Linked DNA regions of Mus musculus: all the other regions are linked to region 2. The links are chromatin loops, found by intact Hi-C in ENCODE. Cell type or tissue: heart. All regions are shown on one strand. Links, peaks and the distances in the headings refer to the core of each region. The heading gives the core; the rest is flanking DNA. Region 1 has its middle 70 kb from the start of Gm31693. Region 2 has its middle 75 kb from the start of Gm31610. Region 3 has its middle 77 kb from the start of Gm31693. Region 4 has its middle 220 kb from the start of Gm31610. Region 5 has its middle 7.1 kb from the start of Gm31610.

Region 1 (6,263 bases), core at 412-5,411, 68 kb after region 2:
TGTGTTGAACCCCACCTTCTGTTTCCTTGGTAATGCTAGAAAAGAAAATATTATAACTACCCTCTCTTAGTTCTAGTAAAAAGAATAGAGTACTTCTAGCCCCTTAGGGAAACATGGCATTCTGATATGTTCCCGTGGTTAGAGTATTACATACTACAGTCTCCTCTAATAAGAGTTAATCCAAGGGCTAGAGAGATGGTTTAGTGCATAAGAGCACCAGTTACTCTTACAGAAGATCCAGATTTTGTTCCTAGTACCCAGTAAATTGTGGCTTACAACCATTTTTAACTCCAGTTTTAGAGGACTTCTTCTGATCTCCACATGGGCCAGGCATAGATGTGTTATACATACATGCATGCGGGAGAATACTCATATGTACACAATAAATAAATCTAAAAAACAAAACAAAACAAAAAACTTTGCAGTTCATCCACCTGGGTCTATCTTTCATTTTACCAGGACACAATGTCACAGAGAGGCCGATTCACCTGAAAACATGCTCATGAGATAGAAGGAATAATTATCACCTCCATGACCTCATGGACTTGTCCTCATAGAAGCTATTGACACACTTTCTTCATGGCCTTCTTCACAAGGCCTCTTCTGTGAAGAACTGAACTTCACTCCATACCCCCAATGTCCTATTGATGCTTAGATTGCTACCTCCAGGTCTAAGATAACATTAAACTGTGCATCGGTTGCCTAGCTGGAATGGAATAACAGCAGGCAGTATTTTGAAAGGTTAATAAGTGAATATCATATGCAAACAGTTTATGGGCTGTGACTAGGATGTTACTCTGGCATTCTCAGCTCCTCCACACTGGATAAATTCAAATGAGCCCCACACAGCTTAGTGTAGGAAACAAATTGCATCAGAAACAAAGTAGTGTACCCCAAGATGTGAAAGGGGACTATGGCAAAAATAGCCATAGTACCAACTACATGTTGGAGGAGGCAGTATATTATTTCTTAACCTTCTAAAATAGACAGGTTTCCTGAGGCATGGTTTTCTGTCCAGGTGTCTGACAAGACAGTTTGGACTAACTTATAAGAAAAGAAACAATAGTCTTTCTTTTTCTTTATCAAAAAGCGACTTACCACCCAGTCTAGAAATATAACTCAGATACCATTTTTAGATTTGAAAGAATTAAAGATAAAATAAATCAATAAAAATGACCATATTTCCCCAGCAGAAATCAGGCTCCCCTTAGCAGGCTTCAGCAAAGCCTTTTGCACTCGCCTTTTCCTCTTTCATACAGTATTTTAAATCTTTTTTTTTTCAAACATAGTATGTATTTATTTTTTGAAAAATGTCAAACATGTGTGCAATGTATTTTGATATCTTTGCCCCATTTAACTTCCTCTAGATCTCTCCCATACATACCCTTTTCAACCTTATGTCCTCTGTAGTTTCCACCAATATCCCACTGAGTCCATGTGGTGCTATGCATGTCTGAATAGGTTTAGGGTCATCTACTGGAGCATAAGCAACCTACATATAGTAGCCACCCATGAAAGAAAAATGACTTTCCCTTCCCCAGCAGCCGTCAACTTCAAATACCTCCTCAGTTAGAGGTGAACACTCTTAGATTCCTCCCCCAGCCCTGTAAGAGAGTCAACCAGTTTGATCTGGTGTGGTTATTATTAAGGTAACCACAAATGTTGTGCCTTTGTGTGTGTACCAGCCATCTCACAACCAGAAGACAAACTCGCATACCTTCTCCTCCAACACCCTACAGCTTTCTCACATTTCTGTTAGGTTTCCAGAGACTTGGGTAAAGGAAGGTGATACAGATAGCTCATCTCTGGCTAAATACTCACAGTCACTTATTCCCAGCACTTTGTGATAAGTTATTTTCTGCTGAAGAAATGAGCCAATTCAAGTCTAATTAAAGTATATAAAGGCAAGTTTACTGGAAAGTTGCTCTCAGGTGGGTTCACTGGTCCTAAGGAGGCCAGGGAAATTGCCCTGAGGAGGAAGATAAAGGGGAGAGGGGGAAAAAAAAAAGCAAGAAAGAGCATGTTCATGCAGGGAGAGAGAGAGAGAAAGGGAGAGAGGAGACCAAAATCTCTGGACTATATAGGAAAAAAACTCCTGGGGGAAGGGAAACCCAGCCCCTGGGCTGGAAAGTTAGTTCAGAGCAGAGTGCAAGAATAGCCAGCCATGCAGGTTACAGGTAGGGACTATGGGATGCTGGAAGAACCTGGCAGCCAGGTCCACTTTGGTATGTTAAATATCCACCTCAGCTCCTTGTCTAGGCTCTGAATCCTAACACCAGTTGTGAGTCTGCTTGCATAAACCACTACCCATTGTAAGAAAAGAGAAGGAAAAGGAAAGGAAAGAAAAGGAAAGAAAAGGAAAGGAAAGGAAAGGAAAGGAAAGGAAAGGAAAGGAAAGGAAAGGAAAGGAAAGGAAAGGAAAGGAAGAGAAGAGAAGAGAAGAGAAAAGAAAAGAAAAGAAAGCAAAAGAAAAGAAAAAGATAATCTCTCATGAAGGCTAAGAACAACAAAAATTTATAGGTACGTACATAAAAATTTTGAAGGTAGTTTAATAATATTGCCATTCAGCAAAAATATTAATAATATGTTCCTCTCCCTGAATAGCCTATTACCTTCCCAGCTCTGTGCTTCTAACCAGATTTACAGTAAAAAAATATGAAATCTCTCCTTAAGAAGAGCTATCAAATCCAAACAGAAAGTAGTTTGTTGTACCTATAACAACTATGCCACTATTATACCAGTGTGCCCATCTTGTCTAGCTGGTTGTTATTGTAAGATACAGTGTTTAAGGTTGGGCAGGACAACTGATAATCTTTTTTTTCCCCTCGAAGCCTACATAGCACCTTTTGGTATTATGAAAGCTAGCCAGAAAAGGAAGAATCTCCAAGTCATTTAGAGATTGATTCATCTACATCTTGCAAGCAAAGTATCTTATATCTTCAGCTATAATATCCTACCATCTAGTTATGATGGGCAAGATAGAATAATGGCAATAATCTGTGCTGTTTTGAGTGCCACTGAGGTCTCCCTGACCATAAGGAGTTATCCCAGAGCACTAAGATTTTCAATTGCTAACCCATGATTTCTGGGAGCAGCATTGTCCACCCATTCTGTTTAAGCTCCTTTTCATGTTTCAATTATGTTTTTTAATTCACTTAAAAACAAGTGGGTTTCCATAAATCTCAGTTACATCCGTGGTTGAATTAGTCTACTCCCCTCCTGTCTTATCTATTCTACCCTTGTTCAAATCTTTAAAGCCTCCTTCCCAGTTTTCCATGTCACATGTATTTTACTATCACCCTCACATTAATATTTTAATTCTTAAAGAGAGCAATGTAATATTTTCTTCTCCCTTAAAATTAGTGTACTAGGAGGAACAAAAGAAGAAGGTGTTTAAAACTGGTTGTGAGGAAGGCATCTATCCTTAATAATTTTCAAGCATGCTAATTTCAGCCTACCAACATAACAAACCATGGAATTATGAATATCACTAATATAAAATTATTTCACAAAACATACACCTGGTTAAACAGATAAGCTAGAAATGATACATCCCCTGAGTATGTCAATTTCATAAAATTAATTACAACTCTACTTTATGAGTTAATAATAAATATTCATCAAGTCTAAGACATAGCTTTGAGCATTAGAAATAGCACCAATTTATTTACATAGCACTTTATAATTTCACAGAGCACATTTAGAGAGAAAGAATTATTTGATTTCTATTCACACTATGGAAGTAAGTTTCAATGCCAGCCACAACCAGTGCTTAATGTATCCATCTCTCTCTCTCTCTCTCACTCTCTCTCTCAAACACACACACACACACATAAACATCTAAATGTCTGAGCTATAATTGAAATCTGCAGTGGCCGATTAATCAGTCAGCTCCTAATAGCCTCTTTATTATGATTAGCAAATGCAAACATTGCTTAGTTTTAGCCTCCTCCCCCACCTCCAAGACTGCTGCTCTCAGAAAAGGGCAGCTGTGTCTTAGAATTCACTATCCACATCAGGTCCAAAAGCTCCAGGGAGAGAGGACAGAAATAAACACACATATTACTGCCTTTCCTGCCTACCAACTAATTTCTTTTCCTGGCCAACATCCTCAAAATTATGATAATGAAGTGGTTCATGAGACTGTGAAAGAGAAGTTGCTAGGCTTAAGCCACAGTGGAGGAGGGGAGGTTAGTTCCCTATACAGCTGCAGGGCCTTTCCTTGCCAGGCAGAGCAGCCTTATCTACAGAAAGTCAAAGAAAAGACAGAAAAGACTTGGTTGGTTGGCTCTGTGCTCATCCTGAGAGTGGGCTTGAAGCCCACTGTACTACAAGCCCTCTCTCTTTGGCAGCAAATGCAAAAGAAATATCACAAAGAACCAGTCAAAGACCGGTATCGCGGACTCCCTGGCATTTGTTTAATCTCTTAGCACTTTTAATAGAGTTAAGCAGAGTTGACTTAGCTAACAAGGAAGGGCGAGAAATCGAATCTGGATTGGCATTTGTGTTAAACTAAGGTAGGTTAGAGTTTTACCTAATTGCAGATGGGGAAAGACATAAAAATAAAAACATAAAATAAAATAAAATAAAAAATTTGTGTAAGTCTTAACTAACTCTATGAACTACATATCCAATAGCTTGTTCCAGTGCTGACATTTCTGCTCTAAAATTGTAGAACCATAGAAGTTTAAAGTTTTTTTTAAAAGAAATTAAAGTAGGTCCCCTAATAGAACCCTTTTACTAAGGGGAGACTAATTTGGTGGCACACACTTAAAACCTCAGCAGTTAGGAGACAAACAGGAGAATCTGGGTTCTAGGCCAACCTAGGTTACAGAGCAAGATCATCTATGCCCCATCCCAAATGCAGGGATAGGAAAAAGAGGAAAGACGGGGTGAAGGGTAGAGATGAAGGAAAGATGGAGGTAGCAGATTGGCAAACTAACTTAGAATACTTTCTCCAACTTAAGGGGACCCACTTTAGGCTCTGATCTTCAATGGAATGTTCTAGTGTTCTTTCTGGGAACAAAGCCTGGCACAACGTTTACTGAACAAGTTTACTTATGTCCATTTCCTTTAAGTAGTTACTTCAAAAATAAAAGAAAATGAGGTAGTCAGTCATAGAAAGGCAGCTTGGCATTGTTTGCATAATCTGGAACTTTCGAACAGGATGATCCAAATAAGGAAGTTACTCATGTTTTAATCAATCAGATCACGACAATCCTGCTCAGTCACATTGTAAGGTCTAAAACTAAAAACTCCTTGAAGTTTGAAACTATGACCAATTATGAGGCCTTTTACTAATATTCCTGACAGTCAATGTATTAAAACTCAGACTTGAGTTCTTCTCATTTGCAAATAGGAATAAAGAAGCCAAGACAAGGTTCATCAAAGCTCTCAAGCTAGAGACTGCCTCAGAGCAGGCAAATGGATGAAACACTCAGCCCTAAATGGGATTTCTCCATCACCTTTCTCCCATCAGCAATCAGGGAACCCTGCAGAAGAGGTGGTGGAAAAAGTGTAAGAGCCAGAGGGCAAAGAAGGCCCTCTAAATCATCAGCAATGACACACATGTGAGCTCACAAGAGACTGAGACAACATCCACAGAGCCTATGCAGGACTGTACCAGATTGGGTTCTTAGAATTGAAATGAGTGGACACATGAACCCGTTCCTAAACCAGAAGCAATCTCCAATTGATAATTACTTGCAAATGAGAATTGACTTTCCTCCAAGAAAGCCTCATTGGGGAAATAAACTACTTTAGGAATAAGCTGTATGCCCAGCTGTAGACACCCAAAAGAAATGAACTCTGCTGCAACTTTGCAAGTTCTTTATCTCACAATGTCAAGTTAAGCAAGGCCTTTCTTTTCTTTTCTCTTCTTTTCTTTTCTTTTCTTTTCTTTCTTTTCTTCCTTCCTTCCTTCCTTTCTTTCTTTCTTTCTTTCTCTCTTCCTTCCTTCCTCCCTCCCTCCCTCCCTCCCTTCCTCTTTCTCTCTTTCTCTCTCTTTCTCTTTCTCTCTCTCTTTCTTTCTTTCTTTCTTTCTTTTTCCTTCTCTTATTTTTTACTTTAAGTTTATTTTATTTATATTTTTTCTTCTTTCTTTTTACTCTACAGGTACTTTGGATATATTCTATGGCTTCCTGGGTTTTTTCTGTTTGTTTGGTTGGTTTTGGTGTGTGTGTGTGTGTGTGTGTGTGTGTGTGTGTGTGTGTGTGTGTGTGTGTGTTGGGTGCAGAGCAGCTAAAAGTTTCTAAGAACCAGGG
Region 2 (6,263 bases), core at 887-5,886:
GAATGTCATCCCAGGGGGTTAAATTGTGGAATGAATAAAAAGAGCAAAAGGAATAAGCCAGCTGGGCGGGGGCATCACTCACCCCACTGCTGCTTGCTGACCTGCCCCATGGACTAAGCTGCTTAGGAGCAATGCCTTCCCCTCCAAGATAGACTGCTTCTCTGTAACAGTCAGCCACAACCAATTCTCCCGGCTTTAAGTATTTAATATAGAGCACAACTGCCCTTCAGAGGAACTTTGAACCTGTACACAAATAAGAAGACATAGGCAGGACTGTTTAGTGCTTTTAGAAAGAAAAGGAATAGGTTTTTTTTTTCTTTTTGTTTTTTTTAATGGAAAGAAGGAGGAAGTTGAGAGGGAGAGAAAGAGGGAGGGAGGAAAGAACACAGTTATAGATGTCAACGTCTATTCCAGCTTCTATGACCAGAAGTGTATTTTACAAGTTCAGAAAGCTGAACATGGTCATGCTCATGTGATCCCAGCATTTGAGAGGTACAGAAATCCAAAGCCACCATTGGCTAAGCAGAAAACTTGAGGCCAACCTGGATGACAAGATGCTATCTCAAAAAAAATTAAAAATAAAAGTCTCATAACTTACTCAGTAGTTGAAGAGAAGCTAAAGAGAGTGAAGAAGAGGAGGAGAATAAGAAGAAATAATAAAAGCAACTGAGATGGTTCAGTAAATAAGAGTACTTGAAGCCAAACCTTATGACTAAGTTCAATTCCAGGAACTTACATAGTAAAAGGAGAGAACCAACTTCCATAAGCTGTACTCTGACCTTACATGTGCACCATGGTATGTTTACACACACACACACACATACACACACAAATAAATGTAAAAGTTTTAAAAATAAAAGTGATGTCAATAATAATAGGATATAATAGGAAACACAAAAGTGAATCTAGCATGTTCATCGCTTTACTGAGGATGATGGGAGATGCTTTCCCAGCTGTGTGTCATAGGAAAAGCAAGGATTTGTGAGTCGGATATCTAGGGTTTGACTTACTCCAAAGAAGATGGACAGTTTGCATACGAAGATGACTTCTGAAGTTTCTCAGAAGTCACCATTACTAGCCTTTAAGATCACAGCCTATACACTAACAAATCTAGTTCAACTGTCCACCTTCAATAACCAATTAAAAGAGCCAAAAAATTAATAACAATAACATTGATAATAAAAGCAAAGAGAAAGAGAGGTATATTTAAACTGGCCACTTGCGAAAGAGGGATGAAGAGATCCAGTGAAACTCTCCCTCATCATCCTGAAATGAGATAAACAAATGGCTATGGACAGGCTGTCCTATGTCTTGTCAAGGTGTGGTTTCAGCCTAGTTGCAAGGGTTTCATTCTTTCAGAGAGCTAAGTTTCCAGTCCGGCTGGCATGTTTTGTTCTCCTACTGTGGGGAAATTCCCATTTCTTAGGGTTCCTGTTCCAGTGGTTTGATAGTCATAGAGAGACATGGGTATCTCTTTAGGACACCTTCAGCTCTGCCAGACACATTGCATCATGACTTATGCAGTGGTCTTTGGTTACCATCTCATTCATGAAAACCTGCTAATGAGGGGTGGAGCCTAGATCCAAACCATATGCTCCTTGACAGCAGAGTGATTAAGAACTTCCCTGGGCCAAGATGTACAAAAACAGTGTAGTGTGGCATATGAAAATGTCCTTTCGGCAGTAGAGTGCCTTTGCTCAGAATATTCTAGAAATTTAAGATTCTCTATTCCCACTAATGTTGAAAGGAAGCTCCAGGGCAAGAACTAAAATAAAATAAAACCTCTCACCCACATTACAAAGGAAATGAAGGAAAAAACTTTATGTATTTAAACAGTAAGAAGTTAACCAGTTCCCAAAGTTGAGTAAATTTGTTTCAATCTTACAAGTTTGACCAAAGATCAGTTAAATAACAAGTAAAAATTCTCTGTAGAGATTTTTAGAGATGACTAGCAGAATGCCGTATGCCACTGATACCTGTGTTTCCCTCAGGCCTAACGAGTCAAGAAGAAAACCAACCATGCTTGCCAAGTTCCCTTAATTTCCCACAGTGGAACAATGTCTGCTCAAGGAGCCTCTGTCCTGAAATGACTCAAGGCCTTCCTCCCTTGAGCAAGCACAGAAAAACATGGGGGGAGGGGACCCACATGCCAGAATCTTGCTAGCCCATCAAGGGCCTCATTATATAAACAGTAATGAAATGACTGGGGTTGATAAGTAACTAAACTTGCAGGTAAGTGTTCAAACTAATGATTTCATATATGTACACGTCTATACAAAATACACTTATCTCCCTTCCCCAGTCTATTACAAGGACAACAAGATTCTAATAAGGGCATTTCATTGTTCTAGACAGCAAACCTTCATTGGTTTTTTTTTTTTTTTTGGGGTGGGGAGGTTGTTGTTTTGTTTTGTTTTGTTTTGTTTTTAGTGTCACACAAGACAAAACCTATTGCGTTTGAAAAACAAAAGCATTTTTAGATCAAAACAGAGCAGGGACTTGCAAGATGAATAATACATACAAGTAAGGCACCCACCTCAGTTTTGTTGTGATTTATCAGCATGCAAGGGATGGGACAAAAATAAAGGGAAAACGATTCGATTGTTAAATCAAGCCTTCTCAGCTTCCTGGCTGTAGTCAATTTGCCAAAAGCCTTTTCTCTACTGTAATCCCATTTTTCAACATCTCATAACTAGAACCTGATTGATCATGTGGTCACATCCAGCCCAGACTCATTAGGCCAATTAAATCAAAGCATGTGTGCTGGAGATTCCAGCTCAGGGGCTGCTGCAGTGCCAGCAACAGCTTGGCTTGCCCACATTCCACAGGGTCTTATTTCAAGTGGTGTGATCCCCACATGGACGGTTTGATTTATTAAAGGGGACATTTTGTCACTCAGAAGGACTTCTCAGGACACTGGGTGGTGGGAGAGCAGTGAAACCAGGGCAATGTGACAAAAATAGGAGAACTTGTCACCCAAACCCGGAGGCAGCTCACACACACAGCAATGTATTTTAAGCATGAAGAAAATAGACTCTGTCTTAACAGCCTGGTTCTGTCAGAAGAGCGTCTCCCAGAGAGCCCTTCTTGGCTGTGGACTGTTCTGAGAACCTTTTTCATCTTTGTTGCCAAGGCAGCTGGGGGGAGGGGAAGCTGTGCTGGGTTTCCAAAGAATTGAGCAGCCAATACTATGAGCTTCCAGAACAGTGGGGCAGTGGCAGCCTCATCCTTAAGGAAAGGGGACTAAGAGATACAAGGAAGACTCAAGCTTGGGCAGTTTTTTAGAACCCTGACTCTGTCTGAAGAAAGCATCATGTGAGGTTCGGGTCTAATGGGTTAGGGACTAATTAATTGGCCAAAGATTTGACAAGGCTGAGGGTGGAAAGGCTCTTGGTTTTAGGGAGTATTTGGGTGTAGGAAGCAGCCCTGAAAGGTGAGCTCCCAGTCTGACTTTTAGATCCTGACAAGGAACATGGAGATGGAGGGAGGGAGCAGTGGAAGATTGTCTGTCCACGCTTCAGGGAAATGCCCTGACCTATTCACTCCTCTGTGCCCAGAGCTACAGCCTCAACACGCCTGAGTAGGAAGGATGTGTCTAAATCCACTCTGTGCTTTTGGTTTGTTTTTATCTTTGGAGAGAGAGAGAGAGAGAGAGAGAGAGAGAGAGAGAGAGAGAGAGAGAGAGAGAGAGAGAGTTTAAAATCTATTTTTGCCCAGGCATGAGTGATCATGCCTGTGTATCCTAGAGCGTGGGAGGCAGAAGGCAGGAAAGTGGCAGCTCACTTGAGATCTACATAGTGAATCCCAGCTAGGGGTCCATACTGGAATCCTGTCTCAAAAACACAAACAAAAAGATTTTCTTTGTGGCCACACAATTCAGTTCTATATTAGCTAATGAGTCACTTTTATGGACTTTTCAAAAAACTTACATACCACAGAACTTTAGAATTAAGAGCATTTTGGCCCAATATATTTGGTTACAAATGAGAGGACAGAGGTCTAGAAAATTTATTTCTCGAAAGAGATAAAGAAAGCTAAGAACTGAGCTAAAGATTTTCAGATGCAAACTTAAAGCCTTACTCAAAGGCTTCTGTGATGTGGAGGTCAGGGGTGGAGCTCTATTACAGGCATGTCCCCCAGAGCCCAGACTGCTCTCCACAACCCAATTCCTACTGGTCCTTTCCTTCTGCAGTCTTCAGCATCCCCCATCTCCTTGAGTAGTCTGATGCTTCTCACTAACACTGGACTTCAGTGGGCAATCAGATGACACTCCATCTCCACACAGCACAATGAAACTTCAGCCAGACACTTGTTCTTTCTTATCTTTCAGAAAATAAGCCATGAATTCCAGAACCGTCTCTGTGAGACAACTGGTCATCTCAGCTTGTTCTAACCCAGGGCCCCATTCATTCAGGACACCCTGGAGTGTTCAAGGAAAGTGATCTGCAAGCAGTAGGTCAGTAGGTCACACCCAGCAAGGAAACTCACCACAGGACAGACTGGAGGACACAGAAAAGTGATTCACAAAGAACCACCTCCTAGTTTCACTCTGTGAGGGTGCAAGTAGCCACACAGGACAGCAGGGGTGGGGTGGGGTGGTGAGGACCTAGAAAGGGTCCTGGTGTCATCAGCAAAGCAGGTGCTGGTGAGAAAGAGCATTGAATCAGGTCAACCAGGTGAATGACACTGGTTTCCTTTAAGGATTGTCTGATGCATATAGTATAATTTGATCAGATTCACTCCAGGTATCATCGTTTTTGTGTGTGATCCACTGAGTATAATCAGGATTTTTATGCAAGAGTATGGATGGGATGTTATTTACTGGAGCACAGCCATCTAACCAGTGGCTGCAGCACTGGAGAAAATGGCTCCTCTCCCCCTCAGAGTTCTTAACTGCCAACAGCTCCTCAGGGAGAGAAGGGTCAGGAACAGCCTTTTAAAAGATATCTATCTAGGGAGTGACTGCTGATTTTCTAAACTTCTTTTCTAATAACTGGAATGGTGTGTGTGGCAGGTGAGTTGACAGAGACTAGACTGTGAAGGCCACTGTAACAGATGGAGCATTTTAGTCAGGGTACAACCAATCTCTTCTCCCTCTGGCAAAACAAGACTACTGATTAAATGTGGTATGGCCTTCAATCTCCTGGGGTCACATGGACAGTAACAGCTCTAGAAGAACTTAGAAAAATATAAAGAAAAATTCACAATAAGCAGCTTATTCACAGCTTTGAGACATAGCGTTACTTTAATTAAAAAAAAAAACTTCTGGAAATATACTTTTGTTATATTTTGATTAATATAATATCATACCTTTTTCATCTTGGAAGTTCAAATTGGGGATAGTGTGGATATAGCTCAGCTGATAGAGTACCTAGCATGTACCAGGCCCTTAGTTCAAGTCCAAGGACCTTATAAACCAGGCACTGTGGTGCATACCTATAATCCCAATATTTGGGAAGGAAAGGAAGAAAATAAGTTCAAATTAGAATAAATGTCTGTAAAGGAAAAAGACAGTCACTATTAATTTTACAATACTCTAATAACTTTTATTTCTATTCAATATTTTCTTGATTGAGAATAGCTGGTGTCTTGAGTTGATTGTGTGTGTGTTTGTGTGTGTGTGTATGTGTGTGTGTGTGTGTGTGTGTGTGTGTGTGTGTGTGTGTGTGTGAATATGCAGACTGTACATTCAGTTTACAGTCATCAAGAACGTGAAGAGGAGTGCATCAGAGCTAAAGAGATGGTTCAGTGGTTAACATCTCTTGCTACCATTGCAGAGATGTTCAGTTCCAGGACCCATAAGGGAGACTCACAACCATCTGTAATTGCAGATCCAGGGAATTTGATGGTCACTTCTGGCCTCCTCAGGCACAAGGCACATAACTTGTACATAGACATTCATACAGCCAAAGCACTCATGCATATAATCTTTTTTTAAAAAATTAAAGGAGAAAAAAATGTACGTGAAAGACTGTGGTTTTTTAAAATAAACTTTCCTCTCTGTTGAACAGAAAAATAAACGAGATTATTTTAATCAAATCATAAAACTAATAACCATGCATTCAAACTGACATTTTTATATTATATTTTGAGAGAGGAAATCTAAAACTCTTTGTGTAGCTGAGAGTGGCCCTGAACTTCTGATCAGTCTGTCCCTACCTATCTCCTGAGTGCTCGGATAACAGATGTGTGTGCTGAGCATCAAAACCTTGGGCCTCAGCATGCCAGGAATCCCTCTACCAATTTCGGATATAGCCTCAGCC
Region 3 (6,263 bases), core at 518-5,517, 61 kb after region 2:
AGGTCAGCCATTAGGCTTAGCAAACGTTGTGATACACAGGAATAATGTGGTCACTGTTTATACCTGTTTGCATGCCAATAATGAGAATCCTAATGCCAAGTCAGCACCAGGGAAGGAAGAGGTAGGAGGTGAAGAGTAACAGAAAGAGGTGAAGAATAAGGAGGGAATGAAAGGGGAGGGGAGGGGAAGGGGGAGGGAAGGGGGAGAGAAGGGGGAGGGGAGGGAAGGGGGAGGAGAGCAGGAGGGGAGGGAGGGGAGGGGAGGGGAGGGAGGGGAGGGGAGGGGAGGGGAGGGGAGGGGAGGGGAGGGGAGGGGAGGGGGAGGGAAGACCAGGGGAGGCAAGGGAAGAAGAGAGTAACATATATTACAGAAAGGTTCTTACCCATAACCTGGAGGTCTTGGAAGTGCTAGGCACCCCAGCTGAGTTCAAGAAGGACGGCAGGAGAATGACAGTCCCTCAGAGAAAATAACAAACAAAACTATTTTTGACTTGCCTTGCAGATTTTCCAGGGCCTACTATGTTCTAAGATGTTCAGAAAAAATAAAACACAGTGAGGAACTGTATCTGTCAGTGGGGACTCGCTAGGGGTCATTTGTAGGCATCAGGTGGCTTGCCCACCTGTCCAACTAGCCCATGGTCAAGTCTGGTTCATGACTGTTTCATTCACATGAGCTTACATGCAATGGGACAAGCTCAATGACACTGCAAAAGGACAAACACTAAAAATATCCCTTTTCCTCCAGAAAAATCATACACAGAAATGATCAGTGTGAATGTACACCTGCAAGTTTATGTTTGTATGCATACATATGTGGTTGTGGGTTTCAGTATGTCTTCAAGTGCCTTTGTATGTGTGGATTAGTCAATTATAAACCTCAGGCATTGTTCCTGGGGGATAGTCCACCTTGTTTTTGAAACAAGATTTCTCACTGCCCTGGAGCTTACCAAGTAGGCTAGGTTGGCTGGCCTTTGGACCTTATAAATTTGACTCCCTGGAGTTTTGATTTCCTTTGACACAGAATTGTAAGCTTGCACCACCACATCCTTTTTCCTAGCTTCATTTCAGTCACTGTGATTAAATCTCCTGACAACAAGCAACTTCTGGAAGAAAGGGTTTGTTTTACTGCACAATTCCAGGTTACAGCCTATCACTGCTGGATGTCACAGCGCTGGGAGCTTATTGGGCACATCACATGCACAGTGAAGAGCAGAAAGAAGTGACGTGTGCATGTGCTTACTTGCTTGCACAGTTGTGCTCTGCTTGAATTTTAAAATTCTAAGTCAGTTCAAAACTTCCTATCTAGAAAATGGTGCCACCAACACCAACTAATTTTATTAAGACCAGTCCTAACAGAAACCACCATAGAACAATCCAACATAGACAAGCCCTCATTGAAATTCTCTTGCCAGATGAGTCTCGGTAATGTCTTTCTTGTTTTTTTGTTTTGTTTTTCTGGGGTTTGTTTGTTTGTTGTTGTTGTTGTTATTGTTGTTGTTTTTTCGAGACAGGGTTTCCCTGTGTAGCCCTGGCTGTCCTGGAACTCACACTGTAGACTAGGCTGGTCTTGAACTCAGAAATTTGCCTGCCTCTGCCTCCCAAGTGGTAGGATTAAAGTCGGACGCCACCACGCCCGGCCCGGGTCTCTGTTATGTCAAGTGGACGTTTAAAGTTAATTATTTTATGTGGATTTTAGGGACATAACTCAGATCTTCATGTTTGCTTGGTAAACCCTTTATTTAAAAGCTACTTTGCATGCCCCCGAAGTGAAATTTTAAAGTAAAAATAAGATCCAAAACTTTAATGGTATGAGAAAAATTATTTAAATCTTACTATATTGCATTATACCCCAGGAACCATTACTCTCTTTTCTTCAAACTGACACTAAAGGTAAATAAACTTTACTGTGTCTGAAACATTGAAGAAAATCTTGAAATTGACACAGTCTTACTGAAGGGCACATCATATACAGGACTATATTCATATTGTAAGTTTTGGGTAAACATCGAAGAAAGAAGTTAGTAGTGGTACCTGTCTATCTCTACTCTTTGGAATACATTGGAGATTACCCCAGCCTCCAAAGACGTGAGCAATACAGCACTAGATACAAAAGAATTCTATAGCCATTTGCTTTTCTGAGCATTCCTGCAAGTATGAACACCTGTGGTATATGTTACTTTGCTCTGTGCTAATTTAAAAAGACAGCTGAAGGAAACACAGGCTTACTTTGGCTTAGACTCTGAGGCTATAGACCACCATGATGTTGGCAACCATGACATCAGCAGTGAAAGGCAGCTACTCACATTGCATCTGCGATTAGGAAACCAAGGTGAAAGTTGGTACTCAGCTCAAATTCTCCTTTAGAGTCATTCTCAAATTCTAGCTTATGAAACAATAGTGCCACATTTTGGGAGCATAGTCCCACCTCAATCAACATAATCTAGAAACTTCCTCTGGTTAGATTCGGCAATGTACCTGTTAAGTGATAATAGATCCATTCAATCAACATTAGCCACTACATATGTTTTGTATGTGTGATCATGTGTAGATTTGTCTATGTGTGTGTTCATGAGATGATTGTAGGAAGTTCTTCTCTTTATCTTCTCTTTAATTAAAATAAAACTATGTCCCCTCAGAACTCTCCAGGAACCGGCTGAACTGTTTAGAGGTGACAGAAGATGGATGAAGGGAGTACACATCCTCAGAGGTGACATGCTTACAAAGTCATCGTCATCGTTAATGCTTGATTTTGTCTTTAATCATTCCTGGGACAAGCACACCTTGGTAGGATGCTGAAGGACTTAAAAAACAAAAAAAAAAACAAAAAAAAACAAACCTTGGGCTCCCAGATAAGAAAGCAAAACAAAGCTGAGTATGTCCTGTATAACAAAGAGCCATTCAGAATCTTGCTTCCAGTGGGATCAAAGCAGCAAGAGACACTTTCTTCTTCCTCCCCTAAATCAAATTCAGAGAAACCATTCTGGAATCTCCACACACAGGTCAGTCACTATGAAGACACATGAAGTTTGAAAACACTCTCATTTTGTTCTTCAGAGCCACGGCCATTAATAACCTCTGAGAAATCCATTAATTTTCTTCTTTCTGCTTGACTGGTATTTCTGGACCAAAATACTCAGAAAGCAAGGCAGGAGGGAAATGAAAGCCCGACAGCTCAACATTCAGAAAGTTTGTACTGGAACTCATTTATTTATATTTCAGAATTCCAAAGCAGATTAGCTGGAAGGTGTCCAAACCTCAGAAGCCAAACCCTCTGCCAAACATTTTTTCGGGCTTGGCAATCAGCAGTAGAATATGGCCAGATCATTAAAGAAATCCTGTTCTGTATTCCCTTCAAGTTCCTAAGGCAGAGTTTAAACAAAAATTATTTCCTTCAGAGACTCATCTGCATGATAAGTTTCCATCTGTGCATCAGAAAACAGCACAATGGATTAGCCACCTCACTCGGGAAAAATAAAAATAAAATAAACCCACATTTTTTTCTCTCTCTCTCTAGAATTTTATGACAATGTGTCCTTAAATGGAGAATCTGCCTGCCACCAATCACTTAGGAAGGAGTTGTCTGTGACCTTTCTGTCTTGTCTTTCATTTTGCAATAGTCTTGGAATGAGAGCCCATGGGGAAGATGGGGAAAATGGGCTTTGCCAAATACCATTGGTAAATATACCATTGGATGAAATAAAAAGCAGGGAGAAGACACCAAGATGAGATAGTTAATTTCAATTGTCAAGGTGACAGAATCTGAAATCAGCTTGGAAAGGAGTTAGTAGAAGGTTGTCTAGAGTAGGCTGGCCTAGGACTAAGCTTGAAGGAATTATCTTGACTATATTGATTGATTTGGGAAGACCTATCTTTTTTTTTTTTCCTTTTAAAAATATTTTTATTAGGTATTTTCCTTATTTACATTTCCAATGCTATCCCAAAAGTCCCCCATACCTTAATGATGGTCTGTATATATAAGTGGAAAGGGCAAGCATGTTGTAAGCCGGCCCACGGCTTACAAGGACCGGGTATACCTGGGAGGCAGGCTGGGGCTGAAAGAGACTTAGATGGTGAGAAATTAATGGAGCCAAGACATAATTCTGTTCAAGGCCCTCCAGTTTACTAAGAGAGACTACTTATAAAAGGGGAAGGCCCATCCCCCGCCAGTCCATTCTTGGTGTCTGGAGCCAGCCTGTAGGCGATGTGCAGAATAAGATGTTCCTCAGGGGCTTCTCAGCAGGTAGCAGTATCTTGGAGAGAGCAGCAGAGGTGGCAGAACAAAAGAGTCATCTAGGTAGGAAGGCTCCACCTTAGGTAATTTCCTTCTCAGTGGCAGCAAGGTCAAAGTCTGGATCAGCCTACTTCAGGGCTGAGGGGGGCTACACAAGCAGAGCACTAGCATTAATGCATTGCTCTCTTCTACCATGGACTGAAGAGAAATAGCTGCTTCAAGCCACCTTGATGTCTTTACCAGGATAGGCTGTAACATGGAACTTTGAGTAGAAACACTTTGCCCTTAAGTTGGCTTTCATCAGGGTATTACAGCAACAAGAAAGAAACTAAGCAAGATAGACAATGGTATATCTGAGGAAAAGGTGAATGAGAAAAGGTCCTCTCTGGGCATCTGGAGATGTATAGGAACATAAATGTACATGACACCAGCGTAATCAACATAGCCTTTATGAAATACATTAAGGTGAGTATCCTGGAAAGGCAGACTGGCTTGTGGAAAGGTCTAAATATTAACTGATAAAAAAGGACACAGGCCACTGTGGACAATACCACCCCTAGGTAGGTGGTCTTATGCCATAAAAGAAAGCTCTGAGTTACAGAGAGTTAGTCCTTGATCATCAGGGGAAGAAACAGGCAAGCATGGCACTGAGCAATAGTTCAGTGTCTTGGAACATGCTTCAAAAGTGAAGTCATGTGAGAATTCTAAGTAATTGTGAGAAAATTCCTACAAAACAAGACTCTCGTGACATCAATTTCTTCAAAACATGGAATTGCTCTTGGGATATGTTGTTGTATTTTTCCCAGGTGTAACAGATAGGAGTAAATTTACCTCAGATTATTTGTATATTGTTATTTGTTTATATGCCTCAATGGAAAACCATGTTTTGCCACATGTGACTTTTCTGCCATGTGCAATTTGTCCTGGTGATTGTACACTTTACTCAGATGACCCTTCTGAACCCTCAGAGTATAAACTGTCTGATGCTCTGAATAAAGTGGACTATTGCATGAGATGATAGTTCACCTCATTCATTGGCTCCATTCTCCCAGATCCTACTTCATGAGTGGTAAACAGCTGAGTGTTTTACCTCCTGATCCTCAGGCAGCAGGCAAAGAGAGAGAGACAGAGACAGAGAAAGACAGAGACAGAGAGACAGAGACATAGAAACCGAGGCAGAAATGAGGACAAAGACAAAGACAGAAACCTCAATACTCAAATCCAGTGAAACACCTCCTCCAACAAGACCATACGTTTTAATCCTTCTCAAATACTTCCACCAACTATTTGAGACCACATGTTCAAACATAAGTACCTGTAAGGACCAATCTCATTCAAACCACCACACAAGGCAAGCAGCTTACAGACAGCTATTCCTATAGCCCTGTGAAGGGTGCTCTTTTATGTGACATTATTCCATTGTGTCAAATTATGGAAATAGCAAAAGTTAGTTATTTAAATAAGCATGTATTAGGAGGTTACTACTAAAAGGCACTGTTTCGCTTCCTAAGAACTAGGGCAGCTGTCTGTAGGAATCTCGAAGCCCGGAGGGGAGCCCAGAGACACCCACATGCACAATCAGAAAACAAACCTTTGTTCACAGCCTCCTGAAATCACAAGAGACTCATATGCCTGATACTTAGGTCCTACATTTTATGATGAAGCTCATTTTCCACTCATGTGTATATGGTATAGCATATCCCAGTTATTTTGGCTTCTGTTTATAAAATAGGGTCAAACTGTTTTTTAAGCTTTCTTTTTTTTTTTTTTCCTTCCTCCCCTCCCCCCACTCCCACTTCTTGGCCCTGGCATTCCCCTGTACTTAGGCATAAAAAGTTTGCACGACCAATGGGCCTTTCTTTCCACTGATGGCCAACTAGGCCATCTTCTGATACATATGCAGCTAGAGACACGAGCTCTGGGGGGTACTGGTTAGTTCATATTGTTGTTGAACCTATAGGGTTGCAATTCCCTTTAGCTTTTTGGGTACTTTCTCTAGCTCCTCCACTGGGGGCCCTGTGTTCCATCCAATA
Region 4 (6,263 bases), core at 532-5,531, 300 kb before region 2:
GGCCACACCCTGGCAGCTCGGCAAGGCAAAGGAGTAGTATTTCTCAGTGGTTATCATACCACAATCTAGGCAGTCTTGAAACTGTGCCCATATCTTCTCAGAGACCTTGGAGGGGAGGAGAATTTACTGTTAGAATTTGAAAGTCTCCACTCATCCTAGTAAGCTTTAATGTTACATTTAGCAGCTTTCTAACAAGATTGAGAGCCAGTATCTATTAAGTGTATCTGAGTTAGACAACCTGTGTTTATTTATTTGTTCTAGAATGTATCTAGTAAATAAAGAGAATATATTTTAAGTTAATAGCAGTGATGACACTTGCAAAAACAAGGCTAAACTTACTTTTAAGGCAGTAATCTTTAACTTGTTTGCTGTTGTAAATGTTTACATTGATATTAAAATTATTATTTAACTAAGGCAGGATACAAATCAAATGAAAACCTTATCTTAATTGACGTGTCTTTGGAGACCTTAAGTCGTGGTGTTCTAATGTGAGGAGGCAGAGAGTTGGGAACTGCCTATAACAAAGATGGCAGATAGTCACGAGACTGCCTTCAACCAAGATGGTGCTGAAGCTACAGCTAGACATGAGATCACCCTTAGCTAAAATGGCGCTGAAGTGATAGCTCTACCTCTGGAGGAAAGTCATATGTTCAATCTTAGAATGCAAAGGCAGAAGTGTTGTTATGTATCAGCAGAGACAAAGAGACATGTTTTGTCTGGCAGACAGGAGATCTCTCCCTGTCACAACAGGCAACCTCTTGACACTGCGCAGAATGGCAGGTCTGAGTTGAGCACGGTTCTAAAGCTGCCTGTTTGGGCAAGCAGCTGGCAATGGTGGTGGTGGCAGCAGTGGCGTTCAGGAGCTGCAGGAGGCTGGAGATGTGTTTGGTGTCTCGACTCAGTGCCAGGCAGCTAAGGAGCGGTGGCAGTAGCAAAGTAGGGTGGGTGAGAGAGTGAGAGAAGGGGGGGGGTGCAGAGAGAGGAAGAGGAGGGGCAAAAAGCGGAGGGTGGGGAAATAAGGCGTTTCAGCGCCCGCCATTATGCAGCTACTTAGAGTTATAGCTCATGGGTACTGGGCCCCAATTTAGCCTGTGAATTCGGAAGACTTTAAGGCTGGGAGGCATCCCGGTAGGGAACCTAGAAGTAGCAGCAAAGGCTTTTCCTTTTAGGTGAGAGTAGAAATTATAAATATTATCCCTACCTGCATCCTGAGGATAAATTAATTACTAGAAACAGTGGCAACACAGGCCAAATCATCGGGTCTTCATGTGATGAAGTCCGGGCTGAACTTTTGTGGCATTGAGAGAACGGTGCACCTAGGCTTAAGATTTCCCAGGAGCAATAAATAAACCGCCTCAAGGAGAGAGAAAACTCTCACCCAGGGGAAAGGATCCTAAAATGAGGAGTCAGCTAGAAGGCCAGTCATAACTGTGAATACCTTCATCCTCAAAGACACCAGAGAGTGGCTGAGAGCCCAAAAGCCCTCCTTGCAACCAGGGGTCATTTATGCTGAGGAATGGGTAGTGAAGCTTACCAATTTACCACTGTTTGGATGGAGGTCTACCGATCCACTGGCTAGAAAGTCCATGTTGCGTTGGAAAATATGAACTTGCAAGTTTGTAAATCTGAGTGTTGGCACCAAATGTTGTGTTTTATAAAAAGGCAAGTATATGTTTTGTAGAACACAGTATAGTGAAGTGGGAAGGGTGCCCCAGTGGGCCCCTGCTGAAGCATCAACCTCTCCCCGAGGGACCAGCCATAGGATGGGTATAGTGTAGAATGGGGCATGGGAAAAGAGTAAAGACAGAGAAAAGAGTAGAGACAGAGAGAGAAAGAGAGAGGGGGGAGGGGGAGGGGAAAGGGGAAGGGGAAGGGGAAGGGGAAGGGGAAGGGGAAGAAGCAGGCAGCCAGGAACATGAGGGGGGAGGGGAGAGAAGGAGAAATGGGTAAGGGAAAGAAGAGAGTCCGAGGGAGAGAAAGGTCACAGAGCACAAGCAGGGGGTATACAGCCCTTTTTATAGCAGGCCAGGCCTACTTAACTCTTTGGTGAAGCCTAGAATGAATGTCCGCACTGTGGCTTAGGGGCACCTTTAGAAAATAACATAGTTTTCTAAGTTTATTTTATAACAAATAACTAAGGAAGTAATCTTTTGTTTAGTTTCTAGTGTGGGTGATTCTCTTAAAAGGCCAATAGAAGTAATTAGAGCATTAGAAAATATATTGAAAACAAAGCACAAAGCTGGAAGTTTAGCTTGATATACCTAGCACATGTGAAGCTCCATGTTCAAATTTCTGCAAAGAAAAGTAGAATTAAATAAAAAATGTACAAATTCATATGACATCAATGTGTCATGATTGGTATAATACTTTCTCCCAAATTTTGAGTTTTGATGATTTTTTTGTAATTTTTGAAAGATGGATTTCCATTGATCCAATGGTGATAAGCATCGAGCTGCAGTTGTCTAGCAACATGTTTATCTGCTCTGTGTCTTCAACCACTAACTACCATGCAGATTATTAAGATTTGGTGATATTCTTAAAGGCAGCATTTCTAAAGATACTAGAAAATTTATGAAATGTTCTCCTCTTTCCCATTGAGCCTTGTTGAGATCAGCTGCATGAGGTTATGAGGTTGCTAGAAACAGAGGCAGGAAGAAAGAGGCGAGGACTGAGGGGCAGTAGAGGGAGGCACATTTCCATGCTATACCACTGGAGTCAAGATAGTTACATTTTCATATCATTTTTAATGTTGCTCAAGCTCCTAGAATGCACCCACACAGAAGGCTTCAGTTAATGTGTATGTATTTTGAGCACTCCCCTCTTTCAACCCTCTAGTTTTATTTCCTTCCTTCAGATAAGATGAATGCAGCATGACTCAGGTCATAGCTCAGTGCTGACGCATGGCTTCCAGATAGAACTGCCAGCCAGGAGAAGCCGCTCCTGTAAAGATCAAATCAGGCAGCTCTGGGTTGATGCGAGGTCATCCAGAGCCAGCTTTGACATCTGATAGGACCTTGTGATCAATCAGGCCTTTCTTCACTCTTCCACGCTTTCTGTATGACAGTGGCCCTAACAAACAGTTGGGATACATCATGAGGGACAGACGCATTAGACTGTGAAAGGAGAACAGTGTGAATATTATGAAAGAATCAGTAAAAGAGAAGCCCTCGCCTTTCTAACCTTGCTCTGTTCAAATGGTGGGAAATCTAAATCTCAGGCCTGCCAAGACTACTTTAATCTGCTTCTTAACATTTTGTACATTCTGTACATTAAACTATAAACTTAGAACATTCTCAGTGTCATAAGATGAAATTTTAGCCAGCCTGTGCTCTGTTTACTTCTGTTTATAAGTACAGTGTGTGCTCTCTTTGAGTCTTTGTGTGCTTGCCATTTGAGAGACACATACATACTGTGGAAACCTAGCAGCGAGGAATCAGGGCTGTTAATGCAAGCACATACTGACCCCAGACCCATGCAGGGCTTCAGCAATTCCAAGTCTCATCATCAAAAAAGTCATGAAAACCAAATGGCCCTGAGAATCCTGTGCCAGACTCCATCAGTGAGTGGTATTGAGCCATGCCAAGGACCAAAGGTGGACTGCCAAGCACAATATCATGTATGCCTTTGATGTAGGTGACATAGCAGTCACCTCAGTGATTTCTAGGGATACGATAGCTCTTTTCACCCCTCGACTACTCTCTCTATCTTGCCTGTTCCCCTCTCAACCTCATTAACAGTTCTCATGTTCCCATAAACACATTCTCTGAGGTTTTCCTGGGGAAGATTACACAATGGAACTGGGCTGCTTCTGCTTCGCCAATTCATATTGAGAGGAGAAAACTGGGATAGAGAGCAGCTAGAAGAGGGTCTGTAGTGCCTCTCCAGTCTCCCTCTGGGAGCCTTCTCCTCAGACTCTAAGGACTTTAATTATTGGCTAGTGACCTAGAAAGTGACATGACTTCTGAACTGAGATTTGTCGGCCTGGGTTCCATTATCACAGAGAGATGGAATTTCAATCACCTTTGCCTTTTGTTTGTCATGGCCAATCAGAGTAAACCATATACAGATTTTTGTTGTTAGTGGATGAGGAGATTTTTTTTTCTTTGAGACCAAGTCTTGCTGTGCCTCTGATTGGCAGGTAATTGTCTAAGCTATCCCAGAATTCATAGTAGTTCTCCAGTCACAGGCTACTAAGTGTTGAAACTGCACAACTTCAACAATATTAATTTGTATTAAATAACATCCAATTTTCTTCTAATTGGTGTTCCAGCAGTATGCTTGAACTTCAAAGAAAATAGACACGTAAAAAGTAAAACAAAATTTCCACGTGATAATTCAGATTAATTATTAAAATAATCTCAAGGAATTTGTTGATTAAGTCATCTCACTCAATAGGAAGTGTGCAAACTTTCACTTTGAAAATAATTGAACATTTAAATTATTCAGATGTGCTATCACAAGTTGTATGTGTGTGTCTGTGTGTGTGTATACATGTGCATGCTAATGTGTTTTTTAAAGATGAACATGTGTACATGTGTATGTGTATGGACATCAGAGGTTGGTTCCCAGTGTCTTCTTCAGTCTCTCTATATATCTTGCTTTTTATAGTAGGGTCTCTCACTGAAAGTAGCTCACTAATTTGGCTAAATTGACTCCTGTCTCAGCCTCCCCAGTGCTAGGATTACAAGTGTTCAACTCCATTCTCTAGTTTTGACATGACTAGTTTGGATTGAACTCAGGTCGTCATGCTTTCTCAGAAACTATTCTACTTACACCCAAGACGTTTATAGTATATGATTTGGGTCACTTATGGTGTTACATTCACAAATAAAATAAGTCTTGAAGGGCATAGAGCCTACCTGAATGCCAACTGAATTAATTCAGTGGCTGCTCTATCACAGTAACAGAATGCCCATAGCAAATGTGGGCTTTCCACGCACTGTTTTCAGGTCTGTAGAAGAGGATTTGAGAGAAAATCATAGGGGTACACTAAAGAAACTTTCCAGAGAGAATCACAATAGTTCTGAGGGTCCCGTGGATGAATAAAATCATTTCTCATGTGTGTTGGTGTGTAATTAACACAAATTTTGCCCTGATTTTTGACCCCAAAGTCTCAGAAGTTTGTGAGAATATAGAGAATATTTACAGAAAAGCATTTTTCCTGAATAATTTTATTATGAAAATGTGGCACAAATCTTTGAAACAATAATTCTTTCTAGGAAGCTTCAAGAAGTTTTTTGAATAATCAAGGGACTCTACACAATACACATATGGTGGTGTCCGTGTAATTCCATCCCGCTTCTGCCCACTCTCAAACAGCTGCAGTTCCCCTGTGTCTTGAATGAAGAGAATTGGCACTTGAGAGGAGTGCAATTGGAAAAGAAACAAAATATGCTTGCTCATATTTTCTTCCCAATTAATTTTCCTTCCTGTGTATGTAAGCGGTGGGTAGGGGTGCACACTTACACTTGCATGTGCAAAGTTTCTGTTTGTGCAAGTGCTCAAGCATGTTTGTGCAGAACAGCAAAACAAATCTCCTGGTATTGTCTCTGAAACTCTGTTCTCCTTCTCTGTCTCTGTTTCAGCCTCTGCCTCTCTCTCTGTCTCTCTGTCTCCCTGTCTCCCTGTCTCTCTGTCTCCCTGTCTCTCTCTCTACCTCTGTCTCTGCTTCTCTCAATGGTCTCTCAGTTGCCTGTAGCTTGTCAACTAGGCTAGTTGGCCAGCAAAACCAAAGCTTTTTGTTTGCCTCTATATTGCCAGTGCTGAGATTATAAACTTATACTATTATGCTAAAGATCAAAGCCATCCTTACATGGTCTATCTTCTGAGCTATCTTACTAGATATAGTGTTCATTTCAGATGTAAGAATGAAAAATAAGAGGAAGAAAAAAATCTGGAAATTATGTGAAAAGAACCTTCAGATGCCAGACAGTGAAAGAAGATAAACTTGCTCATCACAGTTTCACTGAATGTATAGCCTGTATATGAGAAAAATTATTTTAATAATTATGTAATGTGTTTTCCAAAGTTATGATAAGAAACTATGCAGACTTTTAAAAGAAAGAAATATAAAGGATTTATTCTGAAGAAATTAATTGTAAAATTAAAAAATGATAAAAAACAATATTGTTAAAATGTTAAACTGAAATCCTACTTCAAAATCATACTAGTGCCAATTAGCTTTTTAAAAGTTGTTTTTGCCAGGCATGGTGGCAAATCTGTAAACCCAGCACACAGGAGTCTGAGCCAGGAGGATTGCCACC
Region 5 (6,263 bases), core at 625-5,624, 68 kb before region 2:
CCGGTGTATAAATGATTTGGACACTGTAATTTCCCCCTGCGATTCAGCGTGCTTTCTCTCGCTGATTTATTTAGAATGGGCTCCACTACATCTTCTAACCTTGCTTCTCTTTGAGTACCAATAAATGTCAAGCAGATTAGACAGAACCATTACTCAATGGGCACATTTCTAAAATCTGCACAAAGGTGAAAGCCTGGCAGTTTGAGATGATTGGAGTATTTACGGGATGTTAAGAAAACATCTGCTTCAAAATTCAGAGTTTCCAAAGCCGATGTGGTGTTTTATTAGGGCTTCTACCGCCACTCCTTACTACAGAAAATATTAAGCCATTATTGTGTGAATGAGTTTTGAGTACCTATTACATGGAATGGGCTCTACAGAGACTGGCTCTCTAATAGCCACTTACAGTGAACAGGCTTTGCTTTTATCAAAAGAGAAGAGAATAGAGTGCACCTTTACAGTTTTGCTCAATGACAAACGTGGCTAGAAAGAGGCTTGTTTGCTAGTGATTCTTTCTCCCTTTGGTACTGACCATTAGGATTAAACATCTAACACTGGCATGAAATCATAGACAAAAGGTGGTTAGAGTTCACTGAAACATGTCTGGAATTTTCCTTTATTTTAACTGTTCTCATAGTGATTATTAAGCATGAACTACCTCATCTAGTCTTTGGAAGAATCCTACCAGTCTGAGCATGGTGGTACAGACCTGTAATCCCAGCATATGGGAGACTGAGGCCAATCTGATACCTAGCAAGACCCTATTTCTAGATAAGCAAATAAATAAATTGATCAACACTGAAGAATACTTTGATAAAGGTAAAATTATTGCCTGTGATATAAGAAGAAACTGAGGCCTGAAAGGATCAACTAATTTGCTGTTCATCAAATGTTTAGTAGGTGGGAGAGCTTGAATTTCAGCCCAATAGTTTAAATGCTACCGCTCTGTTGTAATTGTTGTATAGAGAATAGTCCAGGTTGAAATCATAGCAACCAGAAAAGGCTCCCTACAAGACCCTGAGATGGAGACACTCAGGAGTCATTCTAAAATCACACTGTACAGTCTTCTGTTTTCTGAGATTTAATCACATCTGCAGGATTTTCTTTAGGAAATATTTGCAGATGGAGCAGCTATGATCCTTAAAAGGAGAACATAAGCAGAGCTGGGTGTGAGGCAGTCCTTGTTTCCAGTCTGTGATGCAAATCCTCCATGTAGTTCCATACACTCCTCAAGTGCATGCGTGGGCTCGCCAGGGCAAGCCACACCAGAAACATGGGTGAGGAGGAGGTGCCACCTTTGTGCTTTTACTTGGTGCTTTCCATTTCTGAGGAATCAGCCACCAGATTAATCATTTATTAATCATCAATTTCAGTGCTGTGTCTGTGAAATAGAAAAGCACGGATTGATCCTCAATGCACATTCTGGCAATTAGTAGCTTTTGCCTCATAACTAAACTGTGAGGTGGGGGAAGGGCGCACACTAAACCGATTGCCCTACTTAGGCAGCTACTGGCAGGAAGGCTGAAATGGATTAACATGCATATGAGAAGACTTGTGTGACCCTGGGAGACACAGGAACCTGAAATAACCTTAATAGCCTGATATTTCATTATCAGCCCCCACTGAACAAAACAAGGCCTATTTAACAATTGGTCTAGAAAGGAAAAATCTGCACTTAAAAAAAAATCAAGGTATTTTATCCTTTGTCTCTTATCCTGGGGATATTTTCTTCCACTCACTTCTCAAAGCAACATCACTGCACTAACTCACATGGTCCTGATTTCATTATATTTCACAATAAAGCAGTCTCTCCACAGGCCTGCCTGAGCCATCCTTACTTCTACAAACATACTCACAAACATGAACCCTGTTTACTGTTGAACCTCTAGCAGCCTGGAGCCCAGCAGTGAGTTAGGACACAAGTAACTGTGCTGAGGATTGTCCAGGGTCAGCCCTGGGAAGATGTTCAGCCTCAGGTAAGAGGGCTGGAGGAAGAAACTGTCCCACCAAAAGACTCAAAATACATGAATATCTTGCCTCAGCACCTGGCCTCTTTCTGACATCTACAAGCCCAGACACCTCGTCAAGTTGTCAGTTGCCTTTCCTGTGAACAGGCTGATTTACCCTGGCGTGCCAAATGCAGTGTGCTCCTCCAGGGAGGTGTTTATAGGAAGATCTAAAAATACCAGAGCCCAAAAACAATCCAAAATAATTGCATTTCTGTTTCTTTATAACGGCACTCTCGGAAAACACACAGTTCTTTCAGTAGCAGAAAATTTCTCCCCCACATTTCCAAATTAGATGTCATATCTTGCGGTAACAAATTCCTTCAGTCCACTAGACATAACTTAGCAGTAGATTTAGTTCCAATTCTCTTTCTTGTTTGTGAGTATGCTATCCATGCATGCATGTCTCCTCTCTATCTTCCCTTCCCCATGTGAGTCTCTCTCTCTCTCTCTCTCTCTCTCTCTCTCTCTCTCTCTCTCTCTCTCTCTCTTTGTGTGTGTGTGTGTGTGTGTGTGTGTGTGTGTGTGTGTGTGTTGATGCGTAAATCCTGTTCTCTCTTATCCTGGGGATATTTTCTACCACCTCGCTTCTCAGAGCAGCATCACTGCACAAGACTAAGTTAAATGGTGTCCTAATTTCATTATATTTCACAACAGAGCTGTCTTTCCACAGCCTTGGCAGAACCATCCTTACTTCTATAAACATACTCACAAACATGAACCCTGTTCACTGTTGAACCTCTAGCAGCCTGGAGCCAAGGAGTGAGTTAGGACACAAATAACTGTGCTGAGGATTGTCCAGAGTCAGCCCTGGGAAGATGTTCAGCCTCATGTACACATGCACATAGAGGCCAGAGGTCAATGTCAAATATATTCTTGCATCATTCTCCACCTTATTTTTGAGAGAGTCTCTCACTCTATCTGAGACTAAGCAACTCCTCTAGACTAGCTGGCTAGAAAGATCCATGGAGATGCCTACCTCTGCCTCCACAAAGAAAGGACTAAAATGTCCACATTGTCACTTGGATATTTCGAATTAAACTCAGGTCCTCACACAACAAGCACCTTCCCCCATCCCCAGCCCCATTGATTTAATTTGTTTTAAGCAGAGGAATAAAAATAATGTTAAAAAAGACAAAAACAAGGGTCCTTGGTTTGCAGAGGGTTCTGGACTCTGAACGATTAGGAGGTGTGTGAGTCAAGGAGAGTTTCTGCTCCCTTCTGTGAACAAAAAAGGGGAGAGTGAGAAAAGGGAACAAGTACTATACCAGAGTTACCTCACTAAATGCTCTTGATATTTTCACCAGTCTTAGTTTGTGTCTTTCATTTACTGAATGCTTATATTGACTTGGCAAATATTTATTGACTCTGTATGCTGTGCCCTGCAAGAAGAAGATACCAGTAGGAGGTTGAAACAATAAAAGATTTTTGCAAAGTCTTTCAACAACAAGCCACAATTTCAGTTTTCTTTTTTCATAAGATTCAGAAGGCAAGATTTTCCTAGGTCAATGAGACTACACAGCTGCACAGTCTTATCAGGCTTTTCCCTCCTGGAACAATGCCTCTTCCTCCCAGAGTGCTGTGCTGTGCATCAGGAGGGTAGCCGAATGAGTGCCAGGACTGAAGAGGCAGAAACACAGTGCATGTTTGACAGTCTACCTTGGCTCCCTGAATCCTTTTTCCTGATCAGTAAACTTGGAGAGGGAAAAAAGGACAGAAAGGTACTTTAGAAATATTGGATTAAGTACATTATTAAAATTAAGTTCAACCTTCCTTTACTTTCACAAAGCTACTAGAAAATCTTTAATTGTACTTGCATATAAGTTAAAACTTTTAAGTTATACATCTGTGACTCATCTGTGGCTCATATTACATTTCTCCCAGACAGCCTTGCTGTACCCTCTTAGTTACTAACTTAGTAACACCTGCGGAGATCGTGGAGATAGCTAGGTCAGCGCAGCACATGAGGACCTGAGTTCAACCCCTGAGTACTGGACAGGTGAAGACAGACAGATCCCAAGGCTCAGTGATGAAGCAGCCTGGTTTGGCCATTGACAGACCAGGGTATGGCCCTATTCTGAAAATAAAATCAAGTAGATAGATGGTACCACAGAAATGACCAGCAAGGCTGTCCTCTGATCTCTTTACAGAGAGCACACATGTACATAGTCATGTACGTGGACACACATAAATGTACACACACACACACAGAGATGGGGGAGTAAGGGCTAGAAAGGGATGGAGAAGTGAATAATGACAAATAAATAGCTATCCACTTGGAACAGGTGAAGTAAGTCCTCCTGTTTTGGTCTGTGAGAAGAGAAGCAGGAAAGGAAGGGAGGAGGGGGACATGCTTCTGTCCATTCTAAGGCTGGCACTCACTCCCCTTGATAGCTGAAGTGTTTTAGTTCTAGTTTTCCTTGATGCTTGGAGGGCTTTAGCCTAAAGACTTCAGTTAGACTTAAGCCAAGAACTCAAAACGTGGCAAGGCCCATTGATTTTGTCATAATGCTCAAAGATGAAGATGAAGACAACTAGAAGATGAAGGCAACTACTAACAGGGGGTGGAGGAGCAAACTCCATAGAAAATAACAGAAATCCAGGAATAGGGAAGCACAGGTAGCCTGGACCTAAGACAATTTGAGGGGAGCTGAAAGTCCGGGAAAAGAGAGGAGATGACTCACTGCTGAGCTCTGCCTCTGAGCAGATGTTCTCTGTCCCTTCTCTGCTTCATTCTCTTTTTTTGCTATTTCATTTCTTTCTGGGCAATTCTTCTTGATAATGATTTTTGCCCATACCCCTTGGCAATGGGCAACAAGACACTTTCTTGTTGTTGTTCTTGTATCAGTCAGAGGCAGAGCAGATAGCTCTCCTTTGTTCATCTTAGCTTGATGCCTGACTTGGTGGTAAAAACTGTATTGTTCCTAGGATTCATAAAAGTGAAATCAAATCCAGGCAGCACAGAGTGGGTGGAGAAAGACAGACAAAGACATGTAGCTCGTTATGTGACCCACAGACCTGCCCTCTAGCCCATGGCACAAGTGTGCTATAGACACCCAACTGCTGTCATACTACATAACACAGCACAGATGAAGGATGCCACCCAGGGGTCTGCCAGCAGCATGGTCAGCATTAAGTGGAAGCCACCACAATGTGCTTGTGTGTGGTGGTCAGAAGGGAGAGGAAAAAAAAAAGTGGAGCAGCTTGAGCATTATGACAGGAAATGGAACTGCAGACTCAGGATGGAGAGAAGTAGCTTGTTATATATGGCCAGCCTGTGGCCATCATGAGGTCCCAGCTAGAAATACTGCTGCTGAGAGTCATGTCTGAGTCTGTGCCTATGCAGTAGTATAGGTGTCTGTAGTTCATATTATCACTACAGAACATGAGGATGTCGTTGATTGCGGCAACCACTAGACCACCACTCACTGGATGAGGAGCTCAGGAAAGCTGGCCCCATTTCTCACTGGCAGCAGCACAGTAGAGCTGGCCCTAGTGGCAGGGGTGTAGGTGAGCCAGCCCTGAGGGCATGAGTGTGGGAGAACTGTCCCTGCCACAGGTATGCTGTAGGCTGGTAGCATGGGCACAGAGATGATTCCCCCTCCACCGCTCCTTGTCATCTCTGTCAGTGGGGAAGGCTGCCTGCTGGTCCTGAGCTTGGGAGTGCTATCCATGATGCTGGGAGTGCTATCTGTGATGCACACGAGCTTCACCAGGTAGGAGAACAGGCCCTGCACATGACCTGGACAGCACAGCAGAGCTAACTCTAGTGGTAGGGACAGAAGTGAACCAGCCCTGAGGACGAGAACATGGAAGAGCTGGTCCCACCACTTGTCTGTGGTGAGATGGCATGGGTGCTAGGGTGAAGCATCCCCCCACTTTACCCTCACCAACTGCAGCAGTCAGGGGAGCTTGCTATAGGGTCATGAGAGCAGGAGAGCTGACCCAGCCCCAGACTGGCTGCAATACTCACTAGAGCAGGTCTAGCACATTGTCTGGGTAGCACAGTAGAGTTGGCATTAAGAGAGGGGGCAGGTGAGTCAGCCCTAAGATCGGGGAAAGCTGGTCCTGCCACTCATCTGCCATGAGGTGGCACACACACACACACACACACACATATGCACACGCGCACACACTCATACATACTACACCTCTCATTACCTGCTGCAGTCAGAAAGGCTGCCCCAAGGTCATGGCAGTAGGTGAGCTGGACTTGTCCTCTACTGGCTTCAGCATTCAGGAGAGTAGGCCCTGCAT

The links. Peaks named below come from ENCODE experiments on the same cell type or tissue, not always from the same donor. Only the 100,000 strongest peaks of a DNase experiment are listed, where the experiment ranks them.
Region 1: it touches region 2 in a loop (1.9-fold over the local background); 3 of 42 quality-filtered maps call a loop at or near these places.
Region 3: a loop joins it to region 2, with 2.0 times the contacts of the local background. A loop is called at or near these places in 2 of 42 quality-filtered maps.
Region 4: it touches region 2 in a loop (2.0-fold over the local background); 4 of 42 quality-filtered maps call a loop at or near these places.
Region 5: a loop joins it to region 2, with 2.0 times the contacts of the local background. A loop is called at or near these places in 4 of 42 quality-filtered maps.

The regions. Positions count from the first base shown.
Region 1 is chr3:21,629,849-21,636,111 of GRCm38, forward strand. No RefSeq gene overlaps it. Among named protein-coding and RNA genes, the nearest start is that of Gm31693, 70 kb to the right of the region's middle. In heart, for the core only: no CTCF peak of the experiment used is centred there; no DNase peak of the experiment used is centred there.
Region 2 is chr3:21,561,539-21,567,801 of GRCm38, forward strand. No RefSeq gene overlaps it. Among named protein-coding and RNA genes, the nearest start is that of Gm31610, 75 kb to the left of the region's middle. In heart, for the core only: no CTCF peak of the experiment used is centred there; DNase peaks (open chromatin) are centred at 2,963 and 3,123; H3K27ac peaks cover 2,231 bases.
Region 3 is chr3:21,622,990-21,629,252 of GRCm38, forward strand. No RefSeq gene overlaps it. Among named protein-coding and RNA genes, the nearest start is that of Gm31693, 77 kb to the right of the region's middle. In heart, for the core only: no CTCF peak of the experiment used is centred there; a DNase peak (open chromatin) is centred at 3,252.
Region 4 is chr3:21,265,684-21,271,946 of GRCm38, forward strand. No RefSeq gene overlaps it. Among named protein-coding and RNA genes, the nearest start is that of Gm31610, 220 kb to the right of the region's middle. In heart, for the core only: no CTCF peak of the experiment used is centred there; a DNase peak (open chromatin) is centred at 2,908; H3K27ac peaks cover 660 bases.
Region 5 is chr3:21,493,636-21,499,898 of GRCm38, forward strand. No RefSeq gene overlaps it. Among named protein-coding and RNA genes, the nearest start is that of Gm31610, 7.1 kb to the left of the region's middle. In heart, for the core only: a CTCF peak has its summit at 3,578; a DNase peak (open chromatin) is centred at 3,576; H3K27ac peaks cover 1,471 bases.